Linked DNA regions of Mus musculus: all the other regions are linked to region 3. Evidence: chromatin loops called from intact Hi-C (ENCODE). Cell type or tissue: gastrocnemius. All regions are shown on one strand.

Evidence for each region. Peaks named below come from ENCODE experiments on the same cell type or tissue, not always from the same donor. Only the 100,000 strongest peaks of a DNase experiment are listed, where the experiment ranks them.
Region 1: it touches region 3 in a loop (2.8-fold over the local background); 11 of 42 quality-filtered maps call a loop at or near these places.
Region 2: it touches region 3 in a loop (2.2-fold over the local background); 2 of 42 quality-filtered maps call a loop at or near these places.

The regions. Positions count from the first base shown.
Region 1 is chr6:52,833,131-52,841,130 of GRCm38, forward strand. All of the region lies in intron 2 of Jazf1 (JAZF zinc finger 1), which reads right to left. Among named protein-coding and RNA genes, the nearest start is that of Gm52903, 29 kb to the right of the region's middle. In gastrocnemius, no CTCF peak of the experiment used is centred here; DNase peaks (open chromatin) are centred at 3,274, 3,581, 5,774, 6,499 and 1 more place; H3K4me3 peaks cover 1,158 bases; H3K27ac peaks cover 2,540 bases.
Region 2 is chr6:52,579,496-52,587,495 of GRCm38, forward strand. The region is part of intron 4 of Hibadh (3-hydroxyisobutyrate dehydrogenase); the gene reads right to left. It overlaps Gm33047 (a long non-coding RNA gene), which reads right to left and starts at 318. Exons shown (of 2, transcript XR_377679.3): 1 at 1-318. In gastrocnemius, a CTCF peak has its summit at 4,985; a DNase peak (open chromatin) is centred at 5,031; H3K27ac peaks cover 391 bases.
Region 3 is chr6:52,709,226-52,717,225 of GRCm38, forward strand. Tax1bp1 (Tax1 (human T cell leukemia virus type I) binding protein 1) reads left to right here and starts at 4,504. Exons shown (of 18, transcript NM_025816.3): 1 at 4,504-4,630. In gastrocnemius, no CTCF peak of the experiment used is centred here; DNase peaks (open chromatin) are centred at 4,510 and 5,122; H3K4me3 peaks cover 2,274 bases; H3K27ac peaks cover 2,758 bases.

The sequences.
Region 1 (8,000 bases), 120 kb after region 3:
TCGGCTCTGTGAGAACAGTTCAAGGGGCCTTGGTCCAATCTTAAGCATCTGACAGAAAACAAAACATCAAAACCAAAGCCAACCAACTGAGCAGAGATGATCATGTTTGAAAGAATGGAGCTTTAAAATAAACCAAGGGAACTTAGGGTGCAAGGGATGATAGAGTGAGATGCACCCCAGGCTGCTGCACTGGGTGAGGGGACTATAGCCAATGTAATCTTAGGAAGCAAAGAATCCTCATTCTAATGACTAGGATGGAAAGAAGCGACTCTGCCTGAGGAAGGCAGGGGTGCGTGTGCGTGTGCGTGCGTGTGTGTGTGTAGGGGGTATAATGATTTTTAGGTCAGCACAGGGGGCCCTTTGGTGTTTTATATGTCTTCTCTTAAAATATGCTAAGGGTTTGGTGCCCTTTGAATGGTATCATCTAGCTCTTCAGGCTCATCTGCTCCTTACTATACTGTCCTGTCACCTGTCTGAGGGCTTCACTGATTCACACCCTGTGGATGGAGGCTCGGGGGAGGGACTTAGAGTAATAAGGAAGCTTTCTTATTCCAGGCCAGGGAAGGCAGGGAAGAAGCTCCAGACAAGAAATGTGAGTGTTGGAACATCTTCTGGATATATGCCCAGGAGAGGTATTGCGGGATCCTCTGGTAGTACTATGTCCAATTTTCTGAGGAACCGCCAGACTGATTTCCAGGGTGGTTGTACAAGCTTGCAATCCCACCAACAATGGAGGAGTGTTCCTCTTTCTCCACATCCTCGCCAGCATCTGCTGTCACCTGAGTTTTTGATCTTAGCCATTCTGACTGGTGTGAAGTGGAATCTCAGGGTTGTTCTGATTTGCATTTCCCTGATGATTAAGGATGCTGAACATTTTTTCAGGTGCTTCTCAGCTATTCGGTATTCCTCAGGTGAGAATTCTTTGTTTAGCTCTGAGCCCCATTCTCTAATGGGGTTAATTGATTTTGAGTCCACCTTCCTGAGTTTTTTATATATATTTGGATATTAGTCCCCTATCTGATTTAGGATAGGTAAAAATCCTTTTCCAATCTGTTGGTGGCAACACATGCTCCACTACATTCATAGCAGCCTTATTTATAATAGCCAGAAGCTGGAAAGAATCCAGATGCCCCTCAACAGAGGAATGGATACAGAAAATGTGGTACATTTACACAATGGAGTACTACTCAGCTATTAAAAAGAATGAATTTATGAAATTCCTAGGCAAATGGATGGACCTGGAGGGCATCATCCTGAGTGAGGTAACCCAATCACAAAAGAACTCACATGATATGTACTCACTAATAAGTGGATATTAGCCCAGAAACTTAGAATATCCAAGATATAAGATACAATTTGCAAAACACATGAAACTCAAGAAGAACGAAGACCAAAGTGTGGACACTTTGCCCCTTCTTAGAACTGGGAACAAAACACCCATGGAAGGAGTTACAGAGACAAAATTTGGAGCTGAGATGAAAGGATGGACCATCTAGAGACTGCCATACCCGGGGATCCATCCCATAATCAGCCTCCAAACGCTGACACCATTGCATACACTAGCAAGATTTTGCTGAAAGGACCCTGATATAGCTGTCTCTTGTGGGGCTATTCTTGGGCTTAGCAAACACAGAAGTGGATGCTCACAGTCAGCTACTGGATGGCTCACAGGGCCCCCAATGGAGGAGCTAGAGAAAGTACCCAAGGAGCTAAAGGGATCTGCAATCCTATATATAGGTGGAACAACAATATGAACTAACCAGTACCCAGGAGCTCTTGACTCTAGCTGCATATGTATCAGAAGATGGCCTAGTCGGCCATCATTGGGAAGAGAGGCCCATTGGTCTTGCAAACTTTATATGCCTCAGTACAGGGGAATGCCAGGGCCAAGAAGTGGGAGTGGGTGGGGGAGGGTATGAGGGACTTTTGGGATAGCATTGGAAATATAAATGAAGAAAATACCTAATTAAAAAAAAAAAGAAAGCTGGGCGTGGTGGCACACGCCTTTAATCCCAGCACTCGGGAGGCAGAGGCAGGCGGATTTCTGAGTTCGAGGCCAGCCTGGTCTACAAAGTGAGTGCCAGGACAGCCAGGGCTACACAGAGAAACCCTGTCTCAAAAAAACAAGAAAAAAAAAGAAAAAGAAATGTGAGTGTTTGAAATGCTCTTTCTGAATCCGGAGCACTTTCTAGCAAAGAATACTTTCACCTAAATACTCTGACAGTGAATTGTAACAGGCGTGGGAAAGCAATGAGCTAATAACCAAACCAAACCAATCCAACTTGTACAGCAACAGGGGTCTTCAAGTATAACAGGCTAGCACTGATTTGAGACTATCTCCACAGGATAGCATCTCCTGAGTCCTGTGGCAGGCAAGCAAGGAGGAGGAGACATTTTGTTTCAAAGCTAGGATACATTAGCTGCAAAGAAGGTCACCAATACAGACTTATACCTGCAGAATATTGGCTAAAGGGTGACATGGATACCAGTGAGCTCAAATTATTCAAGATTTGTGGCCTGAACACACACACAGCTTTCAGAGACTTCAAGGGACAGAGAGTTCAGGACAGAAAGTAGCAATGCAGCAACAAACCAGCTCTTGGCAGACATTTCACTACGACACAGGGCACTCAGTGGTGGGAAGCCCCAAGGTGTCTTCTAAGCAGTAGTGGAATCTGAGAAGACTGTTTCAGGATCCCCACACAGTAGGACTTTTTGGTCATGATTGCCAGGGTATAAGCTGTTTTTACTAATGGTATACCAAGTATTTTATCCTTCCTAAAGACATGTGCTACCACCTCCAGGCACATGCAAGGTTCTTGAGTGGCTACAATGAGTGGGACACCTTCCAGTGAGCTCTGGGGCGCGTGAGGAACAGTCACCAAATGCTTCTCATGGAGATCTAGCTATGATTTGCTACTGCAATATTGGCAAATGCATCTGAACTAAGGCTAGGGTTTCTTCTTCACGTTTAGTTAAATAATAAAAAATCCTAGTGATTCTTTACTTTCTGGATCAAGTAATATTTTTATCTGCACACTAGCAACACTTCCCTCCGTGTGTGAGCACCAATTCCAACCCAAGACAGCCACAGAATTCAGCACTCAGTCACTTCTGTTTTCCTATACATGTTAACAGTACTTCACTTCTGAAGGGCAGAGGTCATGTGGCCGGCATCTCTACAGTATCGTCAGCACAGGAGGGCTGTCAGCAGCGTACGCAGAGGAGGAATGGCGCGGCCCATATGCTACAGCACATGCACACTGTGTTACTGACTCGCCAAGTAACACTGAGCATGTGCTGCTGCCCAGAGCGGTGGGATCTGAGGACAGACTTGCCAGCAGCTGCCTGGCTATTCCATTGAGAAGAGCTGTGGCGATTTTTGCCAACAATGCAAATTCCCATTTTTCTGTATGAATTGACTATAGATTACCTGTTCGCTGTAGTTTTAAAAAAATAGCTAAGGAGTAGAACCTCGAAGCAGAATGGCGATAACTTCAGGGGCAGAATACAGCCAGTGGGATTGACCGTGGCATCTGGTGGTTTGCACTGATGTGCTGTGAACTGTGAGGAATGGCAGAGACTGCTGGGAAGGAGTGCTTGAGCCTGGTTCAGGTTTCATTAGTGCGAACAGTCTAAACATGGCCCCCATAAAGTCCTCTGGCCAGCTCTCTGCCCCCGGAAGGTCCTTTGGCCAGCCCTCTGCCTCAGACTCCTCTTTCTCAGGCACACAGAGCTGGGATTTCTGAAGCTACAGAGCTGACTCCAGGACAGCTGCTCCATAAGTGAAGGAAGTGGCACTGAAACACAGGCAAGCAATTTTAAATGCTAACCAAGGTGGGGGGGGGGGAGACCACCTCGTTGGTGCAGGCTTGAAAATTATATTTTGCAGAATTACAATGTTTGAACATGGGGGCATATTTTGGATCTGGGAGTTAGGGATGGGAATGAAAGCTGGACATTTTATGGAGCTAACCTCAGTGAGGGATTAAAAAAAAATGTAAGTTCGCTCATTCTCCAATTGGTGAGGAGTTTAAAAATGAACAATGACTTAATTTCTCCAAAATTAAGTGAAAAAGTAAGCCTGTCAATCATCCCATGAACACGAGTGGCCCACGCTGTCTTCACTGTCTGACAACGCGTCGCCCTGCTCACAGGCTGGACCGCAAGCTCAGGGCACAGGTACGAGGAGGTTACAGCTGGAAAAGGAAGGTGGCCGGCTGGCGGTCCAGTTGTATCTGTGTTGCTTGTAAATAATCACTAGTTGACTAGTTCAAACAGAAACACTAGAGATAGGCCCCGTTGTTACAATGCTATTAAGGAGAGGCAGAGAGGAAAATTCACTCCTTGTTCCTAATAGGTGATTGCTAAGCGACTATGAAGGCTGTCCTACCCACTCTATGTAACTGTGTGACCTCGGAATCCTCAACTGCTGCTCACACAATCCAAGCAACGGGACAACTCACAGGTGTGACTGAATGCTTGAAAAGACGTTAAGCCGTGCTGGAGGAATGACAAGTGCCCTGGACTCACCTAGCACTTGCTGTACATTACACTCAGGATGTTTTAAAGTGCTGGGACCTCGGCTTGATCTTGAGACTTCAGCCTCTCGTGGTGGCTGATGCCTCTTGGGGCACAAAATTATGTACATCGTTAAAACTTCATCAAGTAATAATTCTACTATGATTGTTAACATAAATAACAGCAGTAAATAAGTACACAGTGATAGATCTGTTTCCGTTCTATCCAGAGAATTGCAGTTCAGCTCTGATGTGTGAACTCAGGACATTATTCCCACTGCTAACTGCCACTCAACTTCCTGAGGGTGGGTCTTCCTTCCATTTAAGGTTAGCACATTCCTAGCTAAACAAGAGAAACAGACCAGCTTCAAACAGGACTCATTCACACAGGGTGAGGTCTACATACTCAGGGGTCACGTGACCGGGCAGGCAAGTTTCTGCCTTCTGCTGTTTTTCTTCCTGACAATAGAAGGAAAAACTGTTCTTGTGAAAATTAATTAAGTTTTGTTCATACGGAAAAAAGAGGCCAATGTGAACAGAAACAAGGGCCTCTCGCAGGAAGAAGTCCTTGTCATTCTCAGTGGTGCAGGACAGCTTTCTCATCTGACCAATGTTCCCCTCACCTTTCCACCAACAACAAACGTATCGGCTGCTAAGATACACTGCCACGATATGATTGCTGGGAAAATACATGGTGTAATACCAAGCACTCTAAATACCCGTAAGTGGAAAAAGACATAAACGACCATTTTAATTACTTTCCGCATGTAAAACGCAGCTGTAGTAATGTTGGCAGGTCTCACCTGCCCTGTTTTAAATCTGTGACATGAAATCATGACACTTAATTAAGTCTTAATGCATAAAAATATTTTTATTTACTTTTTATGGAATATCAGCATTTAAAGCTTTCTATTTATGTAAGTGCTTTATAAATTACTTGAAATACTTAAAAAAAAAAAACCCTGAGTACTACTAATCAGCAGTTATAAGTACCAGTTTCAATTTCATTAATTAAATGCCTTTTTGGTGGACTCCTGCTGCTGTGTGAACTAGCTCTAGGCTATGAAAGTAATGAGTCCGGACAGAGTCATCTGATCTCACACTTGGTGCAAAACGCAGGGAAAGGCCTTGCCCACAATTCCTAGCCTGTTTACCAGACTGCAAGCAGTCGGTCTGACTGTTGGAAGCATTAAGAAGCCTCAGGCTTTGCCCTTCCCCCTTCTGTAGTTTCCCAGTTTCTGATTTTTAGAAGGATTGTCTCAGAAAATATGGTATTCTAGCGCCCTCTGCAGGCCGCAAGCCTGTCAGCCTCTTGCCAGCGTGGCTTTTCATCAGCAGAAGTGGAAGCGAGGGATATCACGATTATTAGAGCCCAGAGGCAGAGCTCACTGGAAGGATGTTTCCTAAGGGCAGGCTGGCACTGGTTATTCCCCCCCCCCAAAAAAAAGCCTTAGGAAAACCCTCCTTTGCTGGCTTGTTCGGGATGTAAATTTCTGTCTTCAAAGGACATGGCAGAGCTTTAGGGGACTGACTTGTTTTTTATTGTCGATGTCCTAACAGTTCTTAAGGTCTGGAAGAATACAGGCTCTGACTGATCCCTCAGAGACTATACGGTGCCTGGGCTTAGGAAGGCTAGTTAGGGAGAAGAAGAAAATAGAAGTCAACTGTGTGGGCACAGCTGAGACTTGCTCAGCCAACGTCTCATTCTCATGAAGTGGCAACTTAGGAAAATGCAGGGGCTCTCTCAAGTGTTTTAAGGAACTTAGCATGGATTTTTAAAGGGCATTTTATATTGATTTTAAAACATTTTAGATGGGGTTGATATAAAACATTGCTGAAAGAAAGCTACTTGTAAAGATAAAATTGTGGCGGTGGGGAGGTGGAGAGACATCTCTGGGGTTAAGAGAACCCACAGCTCTGGAGGAGGACCTGAGTTCAGCACCCGTGTCTGGCAGCTCACAACTGCCTGCAACTCCAGCTCCAGGGGGTCTAAAGCCTTCTTCTGCACGCATCTGCCGCAACACTCACCGATATGCATGCACATAAATCAAAAGAGATAAAAACGAGCAAATGTCAAGAAAGTGACAAGAAAACAAAGGAAGGCCGTGGCTCTGATGGAGAGGCACTCCCCAGGCCACACTGTGAGCCTTGGAGTCTGCTTGACTATCAGCAAACAATCAATAAATAACCTTTTTGTTCATTTTCTTCTACCAAGTCTTGCTATAGCTATAGCCCAGGTGGTGTTGAGCTAAAGGCCCTCCAGACTTCTGGGGTTACAGCTGCGTGCCCCCACAGCTAGTCTGAGAGTCTCTCAGGAGACTTGTCTTTCAAATAGTTTTAAGTCAGCATAAGTATTAAAAGGTACTGAATTAGTTTTCTTAACAGTTAAGAGCATTAATTTTTTTCCTTCCAGTACTGGGGACTGAACTTTGGGCCTCAGGCACAAAGAAAGCACTCCATCAATGAGCTGAAAGCATTCACTTGCAATGTGGAACATTATCCCATATATTCCCTTGTAGTGAAGTTATACAGTGTAGGGTCATTTATAAACCTCTTGAATCATAACGAGACCCATGCTTTAGCCAACTCACAGAGGTGGATAGACATCTCACACACAGGAACTCTTACCCAGGCAGTCCACAATGAAACTGAAGAAATGTCTGTGTTAAACTATCCTTTCATGGTGCTGTGGTCATTTAACAGGCTTTCTTGAGAGACTACAAGGATACCAAGGAGGCAGGGGTCTGAGGGCAAGGTTGCAGTTTTGCTGGGAGCCTGGGGCCTGGCAGCACCTTCACCCAGAGGATATTCAGTGCTTCAGACAAGATCAGTATGTCCTCAGGGGAACGGACCAGAGATTTTGGTTCCAATAAAATGACACTTCCAAATAAAAACTCAAAATGAAAATGTTGAGCTTCCAGATTTGTTAAATTCAGGAACAAGGGCTCTCAGCAGGACCTGTCAACAGCCCGGGTTAGAAGAGGGCAGCTGCTGCTGCGGTGTAGCTCAGCATACCCATCCCAAACATCCCAAGTCAGCCACACACCATTCGTCCAGGCTGGAATCTGGCTGCCAGACTGGTCCCCAGCTCGGCTTATCTCCCACTGGGAGGCTGAGGCAGCCAGGAAGGAATGGCGGTTTTCCAGCAGATGTGGTCTGCTGAAGAAGGGCAGCCCAACCCAGGCTTGGCGCCGCCACATTTATGGTCCTTCCTCCACTTCTGCTTGCTGCCTGCTGCCCCCTCATTGCTTGCTGGCAGCCCCAGCCAGGGGACAGGTGATGAGGATTAAGCCTAGCGTATTTGCATATCCTCAGCCTAGGGAAGGAAATTAATACCACAGTGACATGATTTAGTGGCTAGGTTTATACAGTGGAAAACGCTGCAGCAGTTGTGAGCTCTGGGAGACCAAGGAAGGCATGGAAGGCAACGTGTTTGGCAGGATGGGCTAGCTCCCGGTCAGTGGAAGGAGCACGAAGAAA
Region 2 (8,000 bases), 130 kb before region 3:
AGTTTCTTTTAACAGATGAAGCATCAGAACTGTTCTAGATTAAAGACGAATGAAGAAACTAAAACCAAATGCAATGCACTAACTACTGTCAGACACAGGACGAAAGAAAACACAAAAGCCCGGCTCCGTGTGGGAACAAGTAGGCAATGCAAGTCTGAAGTCTCCCCACTAACACCAGACAACCAGCTAATGCCTTGGGAAGATCAGTTTTGCAGTTACATGGAGCCTCTTTTCAGAAAACATAGGCTTGAAGTATTTAAAAGTAAAGTTTGGCCAAAAGGTGCATGCTTGCTTTCTCCCCCTCTCCCCCACCACCCCCCGCACTCCCTCCCATCTCTGTGTGTGTGTCAAGTATGGAGTGCACACAAACTAAAAAAATAATAATAATAATAAACAGAACAAATGATGAGCTAGCAGGAGCTCCACTATTAATAGTAACTATTCCATAATATATTATCTACTCATAATTCATGAAATCTGTGTATAAATGAAATCTTATGCTCATTTCTGAAACTCCATTTTTACTGTGATTTCTAGACAAGCAAGACGTACAGGAATAAAGTTCTTACCCAATGGTCAACAGAAGTAAATTAAGTAATTACCTCTTTATTTACACATTACTTTTGTATAATATTGGAGTTAAATTTCTTTTTTTATTTTTTTATGTACCCAGGGTGGTCTCGAACTGCTGGTCCTGCTGCTGGGGTGGGGGTGGGGGTGGGGGTGGGGGTTGGTTTGTCTTGCTATGTAGCCCAAACTAGCCTTGATTTCAAAACCCTTCAATTTGCGATGTTCATTCAGTCTTGGATTTGTGGCCTGGAATAGTCTACCTCCCAGGGGCCACACCCTTAAAGCAAACAGACTCTCCCTTCTTCCAGCAGCTATCAGTTGCCAACGCTCCTTAGCTAGGATCTTGGTCTAAGACTTACTGAAGCCTGTTAAATATTAGTTTACTTTACATTTATCTATTTACCTGTCTATCTGCTGGTGTTTTGAGACAGGGTTTCTCTGTGTAGCTCTGGCTGTCCTGAAACTCACTCTGTAGACCAGGCTGGCCTGGAACTCAGACACTGACTGCTTCTGCCTCCTGAGGGCTGGTGTTAAAGGTGCACCTCCACCACCTGGCTGTTTACCTTTATTTATAAAAAGTTCTATTTATATAGTGACATTTCCTTTCTATATTACAGCTATTATTCTACAAAACTCTTCTATCTCCATGGTAAAGTGAACTTCAAATACCCCATGTTTTCAAAGGTCTCCCATTCTGACTTTAAAAAGCTTCTGAGCCACCAAGTGTTACACACTCATTACTTTCACACAGTGTTTTACAGCTAAGAGATGACAGAGGAAAATATATATAACGAATGGTATTAGAGGCCTCAATTAACCCACCAATGAGTCTGAAGGGTAGCTACCATTGTCCTGGTTTATAAAACAGCACAAAAAGGGATCAGACTGAGTAGTCTAGCCAGTGTCACAAAACTAATACAGAATATTATTGTCAAAAGCCAGGAGGAAATGATACCTAATGATGCAGCTGAATATTCATTCATTCATTCATTCATTCATTCATTCATTTGCCTTTTGCGGTGCTAGAGATCAAGCCCAGGCAAGCGTTTAGACACACTTACTCTTAAACACACACACACACACACACACACACCCTTTCCCCCCCCCCCTTAAAAAATTTTTTGAACATTTTTTTTGAAATAGGATCTTACTAAGTACCCTGCCTGGCCTGGAACTTTGCCATGTGTACCAGGCTGGCCATGAATTTGTCGCAATCTTCCTGCTTCTACTTCTGAAGTGCTGGGTTACAAGCATGTGCCACCAGGCCTGGCTTACAATGCCTTTTTCTACCTTCCTCGCCACAGAAAACTAATATTATAAAATTATGTACACCAATTATGTATAAAACACTTAACATTACCATAAGCCTATTATATATTTACAATAATTATTTTAAGTTGAATTAACAAATCTTATAACCTATTTTCACAACCTAACAAAAAATACAGTAAAAAAAATTAGGTTAATGTCAGACATGGGTACGTAGTGAGTCTGAGACCAGCTGAGGCCACATGAGACCTGTTTCACAAAAACAAGTTTTTCCATGTCAAGTATTTATTTATATTAAGTCATAATGAAAATTAATTATTTCCTTCTTATTGGACATTTGAGCTATTTCCAAGTCATCACCAAATTATACCAATGTTTCCTAATATTTTGGTCTTGGGACCCCTTCATTTTACTATTTACCAGTGAGGAACCCAAAGCCTCTTTGTTCACATGGGTTATACATATCCAGTCAAAATTTATAACACTAGAATTTAAAACTAAGGAAAATTTAGACTATTTCTCTTCCTTTACTTAAAATATGATCACATGTTTTTATTTTTAAAATGTTACACCACAACAATAGAAATGTTTACGGAGAGCACTAGTTCACAACTACAACCCTCTTTAGCTCAGGCATAGTGGAAGGCAGTTGGGTTATTTTTTAATGCAGGTTAAGTGTGAGTGCTCTGGGTGAGTAGACAGGGAACACAGACAACATTAGAAGAGGGAGCAGCACTTAAATAGCTTTTCCAAACACTGGCTATTCGTCCTTGACAGCAAACCAAAATCTGTTGACTGGTCTCTGCAGAGCTAGCTACAACATGGGATCTGAAAGTACTACTAGGGGATTTCTGTACTGGTACATTAAAATCAGTCTACTTTACAATAACCAAATAATGACCATTTGAAATTTATTAAGTTGGTGGGTTAGATAAAAACTTCAAAAATTCCTATTACTCAGTATGAGGAACTTGTGTTTTTAAATTACACTTCCCAGCAGGTCATAAACATTTCAGGATGCTCTCAAAATCACAGTCAGACACAAGAGTTTCAAATAATTTTTCACTTGGACAAACTGGATTTTACAACTGAGAAGAAATATATCAACATTTTTTCCCTTTGAATTAAAAGCTCTACTAGGTCTTTATATCAGATCTCATTTGTCATTTTTACAAGTAAAATGATGTTCTACCAAAAGAAAAAAAAAACTTCCTCCAGTTTAGCTTGCAATTACATCGCTGTATCAATGGTAGCGGAAGACCTTGGTGCACATGTGTCGTTTCATCACAGAGAACACTGAGCAGATGTATTCAAACTCAAAATTTGATAAAATAATTCCCTAACCCTAACCCTGATTACTCCTCTGTTGCGAATATTCTTTTTTTTTTAGCATGACCCCAGTCAATTCTGAGATTGAAGGCAAATTTAATTTTCCCAATTCGCTTTTTATACCATTTTAATTACAGCGAATATTCTTAAATGAAACTGTATCTGAACCAAGAACACAACGTGGGGTTGGAAACGCAGGTCAGCTCATAGAACGGCTGTCTAGTGTGCACAAGGCCCTGGGGCTGATCCCTAGCACCACATAAACGGAACTGCACCCCTGTAATCTCGGCACTTGGGAGAGAGATGCAGGAGGGTCAGAAGTTCAAGATCACCTCAAGCTACAGCCCAATCCTGGGCTACATATGACCGTGACTCAAACAACAAAACCTACAAGATGGCCATCCTGACTCATGCTTAGAGACAGCAGTGCCTACTATTCCTTTCACGAGGCTCACTGTCTTGTGAGGAGAACGGCTGTGACTTTATGGTCCATCTAAAGGAAGGGCTATGGGTAGCAGCACATCATGAACCAGTATTCTCAGAGTTAGGGACAGTAGAGTACAGCAGTTAAAGAGCTTGCCCAGTGTATGTGAGGCCTGGGGTTTTAATGCTAAAAATTCATCCATATCACTTAAATATTTATATGCATTCCTAACGTAGTGATAAATTTGTTAGAAACAGAATTACTAAGTCAATTGTGTGTTTCTATACATTTGATACATACTGTTAAACTGTTTTTTGATTTGGCTGAAATATTTTGCATTCCCAAAGTTGTCTATAAATTTATGTATTTACCCAGCCCTTGCTAATACAGACACACACACACACACACACCTTTGTCAATTTAAAGGTTTAAAAGTTGTGGCGTTTTTTGGACCACTCCCTGTGTCATCAAGTGCAGGTAGGCTGTTTCACAACTAGCCAGGCAACTATGCATATGTGCCATCTTTATGTCCCCATTTCATTCTATTAAAATAGATATTTTATCTGCCACCCTGTCTAATTCTCTGAGCTAACATAAGGACTAAATAAAATACAAGAAAAAGAGTGAACACACACAGAGAGAGAGAGAGAGAGAGAGAGAGAGAGAGAAGGGGGCCAGATGAAATGCTACTGACAGTCTAAGGAAGTATATGAGCTTTTCTGTTTCACTAGAATTTCGTTACACCAAAAGCTTTGGGGCTTAGATTAGCAAAACTTTCATTTTATTAAGCAGTTTTCCTCTCTTAAAGTAAGTTATGGTATTTTGTCAGATAGTTTAGAGGAAAAATTATATAAGATGGCAAAATTCTCAACTGAAGTACACATGTAAAATTCACTGATGGCAGTCTCAAGGCTAGCCTTCTTCCAAGCTGATTCAAATCTGAGAAGATGGATGGTTTATTTTCTCCACACAAATAGAATCCACCTAGACACAGAGTTGGGGAAAGTCACCTGAATGGACTGATGACCCTTGTGACAGTTTATGCTGTACATGTTCTATGTATGTGTATTATGTGTGGTATGCTTTAAACATGTTTTCTCTCATGAACACTATGCCTTTGTTGCAAATATACAAGGACAGAAGACAAGCATCACAAGATGTGTCCACTTCTGTCCCACTGATCCTCACAGTCTCCCTAGGACACGGAGCTATCACACCAGGAGGTGCTAGCCTTGTGGCTGCAACAGTGAGCACCTCTACTTCCCTGGGACTTCAGCTCAACAGCCCTCACTGGTGACTTGTGACATTGTCCTGCCAGTCCCTGCAGGTCCAGTACCCTGACAGGCCATTATGAAAAGGCTCTCTAACAGGGCCACTGGCTGTCAGAAGCCACCAGCTGGCCTGCCACAGCCCTGCAGTCGCCAGGGTCCAGCTGCCAGTCTGGGCGGTGCTGTCCATGCTGAGCAACGTGCCGCCCAGCTGCTGCGTGGTCACGTCCATCTGGAGCTCTCCAGCTAGACAAATCTCTATGCTGTCAGATCTCTTCGGCAAGCCTTGTTATGCAAATCCAATTACTCAAGTGTGCCCTGTAACTGCTGGCTAAGTGCTCCTAGAACCCGTCTCATACTGACAGTCAGTTCACATTTTTTTCTTCCCCAAAAAGTACCTCATTTATTCTTGCTTTGCTAGCCCTTGTATCATTAAAGCAGAGCAGCTAAACTCCACGGTATTCTAACCTCTCTGCAGTGGGTTCCTGTTCTCCACACAGAGCTCAGAGGAAAATTAATTACAATACAAAACCTTCTAATCAGACACGAGAGGTGTTCAAGCTGCAGAGTTCCTACATTTGACTGAGGTCGTTTTACTACCAGAAATATGAGACTTAAATTTTAATGACAAAAATGGAATTATTAGAATAAAGCTGCAGTAGTACTTACTAATATCCAATTTTAAATTTTAAAACAAGGACAGACTTTTTACCACATGAAGTTCATCTTGGCTCCTTCCCTTTCTAAACTCCTTTCTCCCCTGCACTGTCTCCTGTACATGAACCCTCTACACACACCTCACCTCACTCCTTAAATTGAGGTTTCTCTCGTTTCCCTTTAATGATTCACTCTAACTAATCACTGATCTGAAGATTACTTGGGAAGTAAGTTTTCAAAGTCACTTAACTATTTCTATTCCAGTCAAAAGATAATTGAGGGGAGACTCCACAATGGCCCAAAAAAATGTCACTATAAAATTATACACTTAAATATACTGAGAAGGGGAAAAGATGAGCTTATCAGTAGCTTTATTTTCACATTCACAGTTTCCACAATCTAAGTCCAGCAGTTAGGAAAGAAAGGACCTATATAAATGTCTGCCAGTCACAAAATGATACAAACATTATACAACCAGCATTATTTAAAGGGCTATCTGGACCTCATTTCCCCAAAGCCTGTAAGTGGAGTAGGACTGTTCAAGAACCTTACTGTAGCAGTCACAGCCGTTCACTGCTGACTGCACAGTCACACTTGAGTTTTAAAGACCTAGGGACTAGAGGATCAATGCTGCTGCTACTGCCAGGTTTCTGTTTGTTTCACTTTCTAAGTGAACTTGGAAAATGGGTAAGAAATTACACCAGGCAAGGAATTTATCATAAATTGGAATGCAGCATCTTAAAATATACCATGAGATCACTCTATTTGCTAAGACAGTTTCACTAATTCACAACTCTCTAATTTTGTTTCTAGGGATAATAAAATTCCTTTAAATTACATATGATATATGATAAGCCCAAGAGCTTATATTCTTTGTTTCTACCCTGTCTTGATCAAATGAGAGGAATGCATGGTACCTCTATGCTCAACTTAAACCCAAACTGCTTGGTACCTGCTTTTCAAGTGCTCATCTTTAAGTAATTTTAGTTTTGGTTTGTTTGTTTGTTTGTTTTGAGAGGTGGTGCCCTTTGAGACATAGTTTCGCTGTGTAGTCCTGGCTGTCCTGGAACTCACTCTGTAGATCAGGCTGGCCTCAAACTCAGAGATCCACCTGCCTCTGCCTCCTGAGTGCTGGGATTAAAGGTGTGTAATTTAAAATTTAAGTAACTTTAAAAGTCAACATCTTTTAACTCTTCAGAGACTAAAGTTTAGAGAGAATTATGTAAGTTGAAATTGAAAGCAAAAATTTCAAATGTATTTAAAGGCATAAGTATATTTATTACCATTTGCACTGTAGGAATAAGTATCTAGCCTACAAAGTGACATTTTAAAATGTGGGACTGTGACTACATTAAGTAATGTGGCTACACTGAAAAGATGTGTTTTTATCTAATGAACTGGTTATACCAGCATGGGATGTTCCTACCCACATACTCAAAAGAGGGCAAAGTTTATTTCCATTGTGGTAAATTATATTTCTCTTATTACCTTTAAAAATTACAAAAGCTTATATTTCCATTAGGAATAATTTAGGATATTTTAAAATATTTCTTCTCAACACTTAATAATGGACAGAGAAGTCTCAATAAACTAAGATTAGTCTTTGAACTAGTCTGTCAGAGCACACCCCCTTTTCTCTCCTTGCCCCCAAGATCTCACTATTGTAGCCCAGGATAGCTTTGATGTCACTGCTTAGCCCAGGCAGGCTCAGAACTAGCTAGTGGTCCTACTGCCTCAGCCTCCTGAACACTTGGGATTCCAGGCATGAGTCACCATACCCAGTTCCAGATTTTCAGTGTAAGTAACCACTCACTATGACTAACTCACTTCCTCACTGGAATTAAATACTTTGCTCTCTCTTCTATGATCAGAATTTATTGCCTATGTAACTCTTTCTACTTTAAAATAGCAAAACCAGAAGTCTCCTAATTTCCAAACCATCTCAACATTTCCTTTCTGATTCTTTCAGAAGCAGTCAGAACCCAGGTTTCCCATTCAGAACCAAAAGCCAGCACAGAATAAGTACTGTACACAACAAGGACCAATTTTCGGATTTTAAAGCATCTAATTAACCCCCTCTACCTCTTTAGAGCTCTGATACTATATTTCAGAGGTACAGCATTCCAAAGGCATCCCTAATTCTTTCATAGTCCCAGATACAGGCTCCACTTAGTTCTACAAACCAGAAATGCTATGTTCTTCAAGTCTAACCATGATAGTAGCAACTCGTATTAGAAGAGCAACCACTGAGGCCAGAGAGATGGCTCCGTGGTTAGGAGTGCTTGTTGATCCGATCCTGTGCAGGCCTGGACTGATTCCCAGAACCAACACTGGGTGGCTTGCAACTGCCTATTACTCCAGCCTCAAGGGACCCAACACTCTCTTCTGATCTCCCATGCAGGCACAGATACATAAATGCAAAAACATTAATAAACAACTTTTTAAAATTGGAAAACTTAAGAAAAGAACATAATGAATGGCTA
Region 3 (8,000 bases):
TTTTCAAATCCTGTTAATGTTTCAAATGCCTATACAGCTGTGAAATATGGACTCTGCCATATTGATCTCCACCTTCTCAGTACTGTGGATAACAGACCAGTACCACTCCTGACCAAGTTCTTATTTTGGGAGTGGGGAGCAAAGGGACAGAGGATGACAAGATGGCTCAGTGGGTAAAATCACTTATTGTGAAAATTCAAGGACAGAGTTTAATTCCTGGAACTCACAGAAAGTTGGAAGGAGAGAACCAGCTCCACAAAGTTGTCCCCTGACCTTCATGTACTACGTGGCATGCCTACACACACACACACACACACACACACACACACACACACAGACATGCACACACACACACATGCACACACACACACATGCACACAGACACAGACACATGCACACACGTGCGCACGCACACACACACACATACACACACACACGATGAAATGAAACAAAACCCAAACAACCCCCAGGATAACGGTACACAGTAGGTCAGGACAACCACTTGGAGACTCTTCAAGCTGGGTATGATGATGCATGGCTTTAATCCTAGCACTACAAGATCAGCAGGCAGATCTTGAGGCCAGCCTGGTCTACCTAGCACAGTCTAGGCCAGACAAAGCTAAACAGTGAGACTCTGTTTCAAAATAGCAAGACAAAATAAAAATATCTAAATAAATTAATTGTAAAAATAAATTCTTCAAAGTTAAACTACCCAAGAAGTATTGTGGGCTGCTCAGTAAATTACTTCTTACTAGTTTTTAAATAGTGCTACAGCCCTTAGTCATTATTTGGGATTTCAAAAAGCATTAAAAATAAAGTATTCTCTTAAATTTCGTGACAATATTCTCTTAAATTTCCTGACCTGACTCATTTCTTATTATACTTGACCTCACCTGATCTGAAAAATCTGTCTTGAACTTAAGAGATACTGCTGTGTGTTTAATGTATTATTAGCATACTAGTCATGCTTTTTCCTAAAAAATAAAAATTATGATTTTGGGTTGCTGCTCCAGACCCCATGGGATGTCATGTAACATAAAAATATACCTGTTTAAACTCCAAAACATTCTGAGATCCACCGGGCAGATATTCTGTATTTCACTTCTTACAGACTGTCTTAAAAGTCCATTTAAGTATCAAGAGGATATGCATTTATTTTGGGGGGGAGAAATACAGTCTAGAAACCCAAGGAACCATTATCATAAGAAATGAAGCAAGGTGAAAATCCAAATAAAGATCTTCATTGAAAAAATGTGATCCAAAACCCCAAGAAACTATTACAAATAAAAAATAAAAATATCTGCCGAAAATTCATGTTTTACTATGGTTTGTGTTAGAACAGTGTTTTTCTGATTTCTTTTTCTTTCTTTCCTTCTTTCTTTCTTTTTATTTTTTTTTAGTACATTGTAGCTGTACAGATGGTTGTGAGCCTTCATGTGGTTGTTGGAAATTGAATTTTTAGGACCTCTGCTCACTCCGATAGGTCCTGCTTGCTCCTGGTCAACTCTGCTCGCTCAGTCCCTGTCTGCTCAGGCCCAAAGATTTATTTATTTATTATTGGACATAAATACACTGTAGCTGTCTTCAGACACACCAGAAGAGGGCGTCAGATCTCATTACGAGTGGTTGTGAGCCACCATGTGGTTGCTGGGATTTGAACTCAGGACCTTCAGAAGAGCAGTCAGTGCTCTTACTGGCTGAGCCATCTCACCAGCCCAGTTTTTCTGATTTCATTAACTGAGTTGACTTACAATTCGGATTTTTTTCTAACTAGTATATATGTATTTTAACTGGTATGTATAACTATCAATGTGAAGGAAAAGGTGCCTTCTATAAAAGCATGCTTATAAACCCCACTCCTTTCTGTGCTCACATTTCTCGAGGATCGCAGTTCTCTTTGAGCTGCAGGATGTGGGTGCTGGGAACAGAACTCCCATCTTCTACAAGAGTGGCAAGCTCTCTTACCTGCTGAGCTTTTCTGAGGTATCCTGGTCAGATGACTGACAGCCCATTGGAAGGGGGTGAGAGAAGTCTTTGTTCTCTCTCTTCCTTCCTTCCTTCCTTCCTTCCTTCCTTCCTTTCTTTCTTTCTTTCTTTCTTTCTTTCTTTCTTTTTTTTTCCTTTGGTTTTTTTTCAAGATAGGGTTTCTCTGTATAGCCCTGGCTGTCCTGGAACTCACTCTGTAGACCAGGCTGGCCTCGAACTCAGAAATCCACCTGCCTCTGCCTCCCAAGTGCTGGGATTAAAGGCGTGTGCCACTACTGCCCGGCAGACGTCTTTGTTCTTTAGCAGAAAGCTTGGACTACACAGTAGTCTTATGATCATTCTACAGTTCAGAATATCATCTCTCTGCTCAAAGTGAGATATTACTCTTATCACATGTAGGCCAGGCTAGCCTAGAGCTCACTGTGTAGCTGAGGATGACTTTAAAATTCTGATCCTTTTGCTCTCTCTCCTCCAGAGTGTTGGGATTAGAGGCATGCACCACCATACCCTGTTTATTCTGGGCAATTCTAGACAATCACTATACCAACTGAGCTATACTCCCAGCCAGCCCCAGATCCCATTCTTTTAAATGGTAATCAAAGGCCTGCAATTTTGAATCCTGGTTTTACAAACTGCTAATTATGTGGAAGAAGTCCATTTTCAAGATTTAAGCCTGCTAATATCTGACCACTGATACTAGGTTGCAGGCTCTAATGCTATGGATTACTTAGATGTTTTCCTAAGACAGCCCAAGCCCCGCCCGCTTCTCTTCGTACAGCTTCGTTGTAAATTCCTGATTACAGTGTTCCTAATAAAGCCCAAGTCTAAAAGATAACAGAATGAGAGCGTAGGGACTCCGCAGGAAGACCCACAGCGTCAACTAACCTGGACCACTGGGACTTCCAGAGACTGAACCACCAACTGAAGAGTGAGCGTGGGACCAGACCTAGGCCCCCTGCATGTGTTTGTCAGACCTGCAGCTTGCTTGGTCTTCATACTGTCCCCCAACAACTGGAGTAGGGGCTGTCTCCAAATTTGTTGCCTGTCTGTGAATCCAGTTCCCCTAACTGGGCTGCCTTGTCTGGCCTCAGTGAGAGAGTAAGCGTCCAGTCCTATAGTGACTGATGTGTGTGTGTGTGGGGGGGTAAGGGGTGGTGGGATACCCAGGGGGGTTCCCCTTTCTCAGAGAAGAAGGAGAGGGGATGAGGGGTGGAGCTGCAGAGGGGACTGGGAGGAGATGTAATATTGGAATGTAAAGTGAATAAATCAATTAGTTAAAAAAGTAACAGGATGTCTTCACCCTGGAGCAGTAGAATGCCTTAACTCACAGCCAGCCATGAGAGCAATCATGGGGTCTTGAGTAATCTCAGTAAGGAGGTTCTGTATGAAGTTAAAAACTAAAACCCTGCCCTGCATTTTGGTAGCTGTGTCTCCTGACCAACAGAATGCCCCTTTGTGGTTAAATGCCCTGAGATGTCTGTCTGTTCATCTCTCTCTCACTCTCTCTTTCTCTCTCTCCAGGGCATTTTCCCCTATAGTTGCACTAAAATGAAGTGTCTGAAACGCAAAAGATCTCAATTTCATTATATTATTATAGACATTGTGGTTTTGTGACCTGCTTTCCCTTGTGGTTGTTTTCTAGAGCAGCACAGGAAGAAATACCTCAAAAGGAAGACTTGGTTGATCGTGATATGGAAGTGAAAATAATTTAAATTTCTAAAATTACTTTTGCCTTATATAGCTTACCTTTCTCTGTTAAATGTGCAGTTTGAATTGGAACTTCATGGAAGCAAGTGTATTTTATTCAAATCCATCATATCTTGTGTTGGAATATTACTTATCTCATGAATACACTACCGTCTTAATCATAAATATTTCTTTAAAACCCACAATGCCGAACTTAACTTTTGCTTCAACAGCCTATGTCTCTCAACAGTAATTTTTCCTTTTGGAGGACCAGAATGAAGAGATCCCTATTTAAACAAACAAACAAGCAAACACACAGACACCCAACTTAAAAAATTTCAATATATAAGAAACAAATGAATCAGCAAATATTAAGAACCTGTCTTATGGAGGCCAATGTGGACTTGAATTGTGTGGAAAATGAAAGAACTTGAAATTAGAGTTTTGTATATTATTGTTCTGTTTAATGTTATGCTTTCTTCGCTGGTGATACGGTAAATGTCATTAGTTTCATAGCAACACGGGAATATGATGGTTCAATTCGTGATAGCTATGACAGTTCTTGGGGCTTCTGTATATATTGAAACATGTATTAGCTTAGACTGATATTTAAGACCCAGGTCACCTGGCCTCTGAGCGATCCTTCCCATTTCGCTGGTAAGTCAGTTAATTTGTTTCAAACGGACTGTGTTTTGAGGTGACTACATCACTGACCAAAAGCCACAGAGGAAAAAGCTGTCAGGGAAACCACTAAAGGACTCTTTACAGCTAGCGAGTGGGGCGTGTCGCCGCAGAGCATGCGCAGCAGCAGAGGCGGAAGCGAGCCTCCCTGGGGCGGAAGTGACGCACCGCCGGCTCTCCGCTTAGAGAAGGTGTAGCCGGTCTACGCTGAGAGGCAGTGGTGGTGGCCGCGGAGGTTCGGGGCGCGGCGTAGCGTGCGGGGCGGAGGCCCTGACCGGTAAGGTTTGCGGACGGGCCGCGTGCTTTCGAGGTAACCGGCGCTCGCGCTCCGTCTCGGCCCTGGAACCCGGGCCTGGCGAGTTTTGGGAACGGTCTCCGTGGTGACGAAGCTCTCTTTCCCAAGGACGAGCTTCCCCCGGGCCGCGATTGTGACGTGTTTTGGGCTTGGGGTGACCGTAGAGTGGGAAGCGTGGCGGGAGCGGGCGTGCTAGGCCGCGGCTGGCCCCGGCTGGCCCCGGCGTCTAACAAGCCAGGGACGGGTGGCGGGCGCGCTAGGCCGCGGCGAGCCGGGGAGGACCCGTTGGGTTGTTTTGGTTTGAGTCTCCGCTGGAGGAAGAGGCGGGGACTCCCTGTGTCGCCTGGTTTGGCTGTTTACCTGGCTTGGCTTGATCTCCGGCTTCTCCTGGGCTGAGAGATTAGTTGAGTCTTGCTGTTTGGAAAGCAGCCCTCCCCCTCTGGTGCCCAAGAGAAGGCTTTAAGAAATCTTGGGGAGGATCGCTTCGCTCTGTGGTCGTCTGGACTTGATTTCACGACTCCGCCTCCCTCGCTCCACCCACTGCTGACTCTCCCCGGTGTTTTGGACCCGGCGGAAGGTGCAAGACGTGTTCTGGCTAGCGCTCATCGCCCGAAAACTGTACTGTTAGAACGTAGCTGGGGTGTTCGCTTGTATTTCCCTGTTGAGAAATATGAAGTACAATTTGTTCCTGAAAGTTTTGTTGGAAAACGTTGTGGCGTTTGACTATGATAGATTTCCGGCTTTATCGTTATGTTGGTATGTTAGACATTTTAATGCTAAGTATCTGCCAAGTATGCTGCTTTTTGCCAAGTGGTAAAAATTCATGATTAGGACACGAACAAATATAATTAAAATTTTAGTGTTCAATCCCAAAACATTCGAAAATGGTTATTTGAATAACATTCCTTAAAAGTGGGTTGATTAAGTGGGTTTGTGATCTCCAGGTTACCCTCTAGGTGTGGAGAAGAAGCTGAGGCCAAGGACTCGCCTCCATTCTATTCTTCTCAGGGGTAAATTGGATTTCTGTATGTCCCTTTCGAATGTTAGGCAAACGCCCTGAACTTATCTTAGATTTCTGCAAGAATATATTTGACTATGCTAGGAATGACTGGTTAACCTCCTCCCCCTCGTCTTTGTTATTTGTTAAATTTCAAATACAGTTGTATTGTATTATTTGTTTTCAAGTTATTACATTAGCTGCATACCATTTGCTCTTAGAATCACAGTCGTGTATGTGAAATGTATGTGAAATGTAACCATTGAGTACCTTTTCTAGGACAAAAATAACATCTTGGAATTATAAATTGTAACCTTTAAAGGATGCTGTTTTTAAAAAAATTTAGACTTATGCGTATGAGTGTTTTGCTTGCATTTTATGCCTGGTTATATCTGACTTAAGTCAGAAGAGGATGTCAGATCTCCTGGAACTAGAGTGATAGATGGTGTGAACCACCATGTAGGTGCTGTGAACCCAACTTAGGTCCTCTGTAAGAGCAGTAAGTGCTCTTAATTACTGAGTCAGCGCTCCATCCCCTAGGATGCTAAGTTGGTTTTTAAAAAAAGATTTATTTATTTTATTTTAATACACACACACTGTAGCTGTACAGATGGTTGTGAGCCTTCATGGGGTTGTTGGGTATTGAATTTAGGACCTCTGCTCGCTCCGGCCCAAACATTTATTTATTATTATAAATAAGTACACTGTAGCTGTCTTCAGACACACCAGAAGAGAGCATCGGATCTCATTATGGGTGATTGGCTGCTGGGATTTGAACTCAGGACCTTCGGAAGAGCAGTCAATGCTCTTACCTGCTGAACCATCTCGCCAGCCGGATGCTAAAGTTTTTATATGCAGTTCTAACTATATATTTATATTTCCTTGGAAGAATTAACTTACCTGTAAATTTTATTTTTACTTATTTATTGGCTGGGTCTTAACTATGTTGTAGCCCTGGCTGTCCTGGAGCTCTGCATGGAAACCAGGCTGGCTTCTGCCTGTTTTCTGAGTGCTGATGTTAAGGTGTTTTCAACCAAGCCCTGCTTCACCTGTGAAGCTTGTTGGTGTATTTTCTTTGGACTGATTGTTAGTATGTAAACTTTGGGCTTTCTGCACTTGTAGCTCTAAAGTTTACATTGTTCTAAATAAGCCTTAATAGAAATTACAAAGTTCTATCTTCTAATACTTGTGGGCCAAGAACAGTGTTTTACAAATGAACGTATTTTAAAAGATACAAAAATTAAGTTAAATTGGATCTGATATTTTATCAGCTGGGATTATAGCGCTTGGGAGCTGAGGCAGGGAGGAGTGTCGTGAGCTTGAGGCCAGCCTCAACTAGAGTTGCACAGCGAGTCTTTCTCAAAAGAGAAAACCACAGCTGGGCAGAATATAGGAATAACCAGCTATCAAGGCTGGTGGAGATAGAGATGGCTTCAGGAGTGCAGATTAACAAGTCTTTGTTCCTGCCTCCTCAAAGTTGGCTGCTAATATCTTTCTGAGGCTATGCTATTCTACAAACTATGCAGAAGACTGAAGAGTAAATAAGGGACTTGTTAAATCATCAGGCTATTTTTATTCTCCTTCACATGTTTCTGTCATTTAGGATTTAAGTTTGGAGACATTTTACACACACACACACACACACATTGTTTTTTGTTTTTTTTGTTTTTTGTTTTGTTTTTTTTGTTTTTTGTTTTGGAGGGAGGGTCTTGCTCTGTATGTAGCCTTGGCTGCTCTGGAACTTAATGTGTAGGTCAGGCCTCTTCAAACTTACAGGGATCTGCCTGCCTCTATTTTCAAAGTGCTAGAAATAGGCCCCTATTTTTGTAATTGAAGGTTTTTAAAAACAATGGCTGTCAACCCTTATCTTAATTATGGTACAAAAGTGTTCATGCAGTGTTTTCTATTGAAGTAAGTTAGACACAGGGGTTTGTTACTAGCTTGGTTTTTTATTTTCTTTTATTGACTTTATTTTTGAAATTTCTGATTGCACACAAAGGAAACAGGAGCAATGAAATTAAGACTTTTGCTGTTTTTTTCATTACCCCCTTCTTTCCTCCAAACACATTGTTTTTTCTTCTCCTGGAGTTTCTAAAGTGAATGGTAGAAATTAAGCCTTTTTACTTACGGTTTTTCGAGACAGGGTTTCTCTGTGTAGCCTTTGCTGTCCTGGAACTCACTTTGTAGACCAAGCTGGCCTCAAACTCAGAAATCCTCCTGCCTCTGCCTCCCAAGTGCTGGGATTAAAGGCGTGCGCCACCACGCCTGACTGCCTTTTTACTTGTTTTGTAGCTAAGTGATGGAGAGTTAAAAAAATATAATGTAATTTATCACCCAGATTTTTTGAAACTTAAT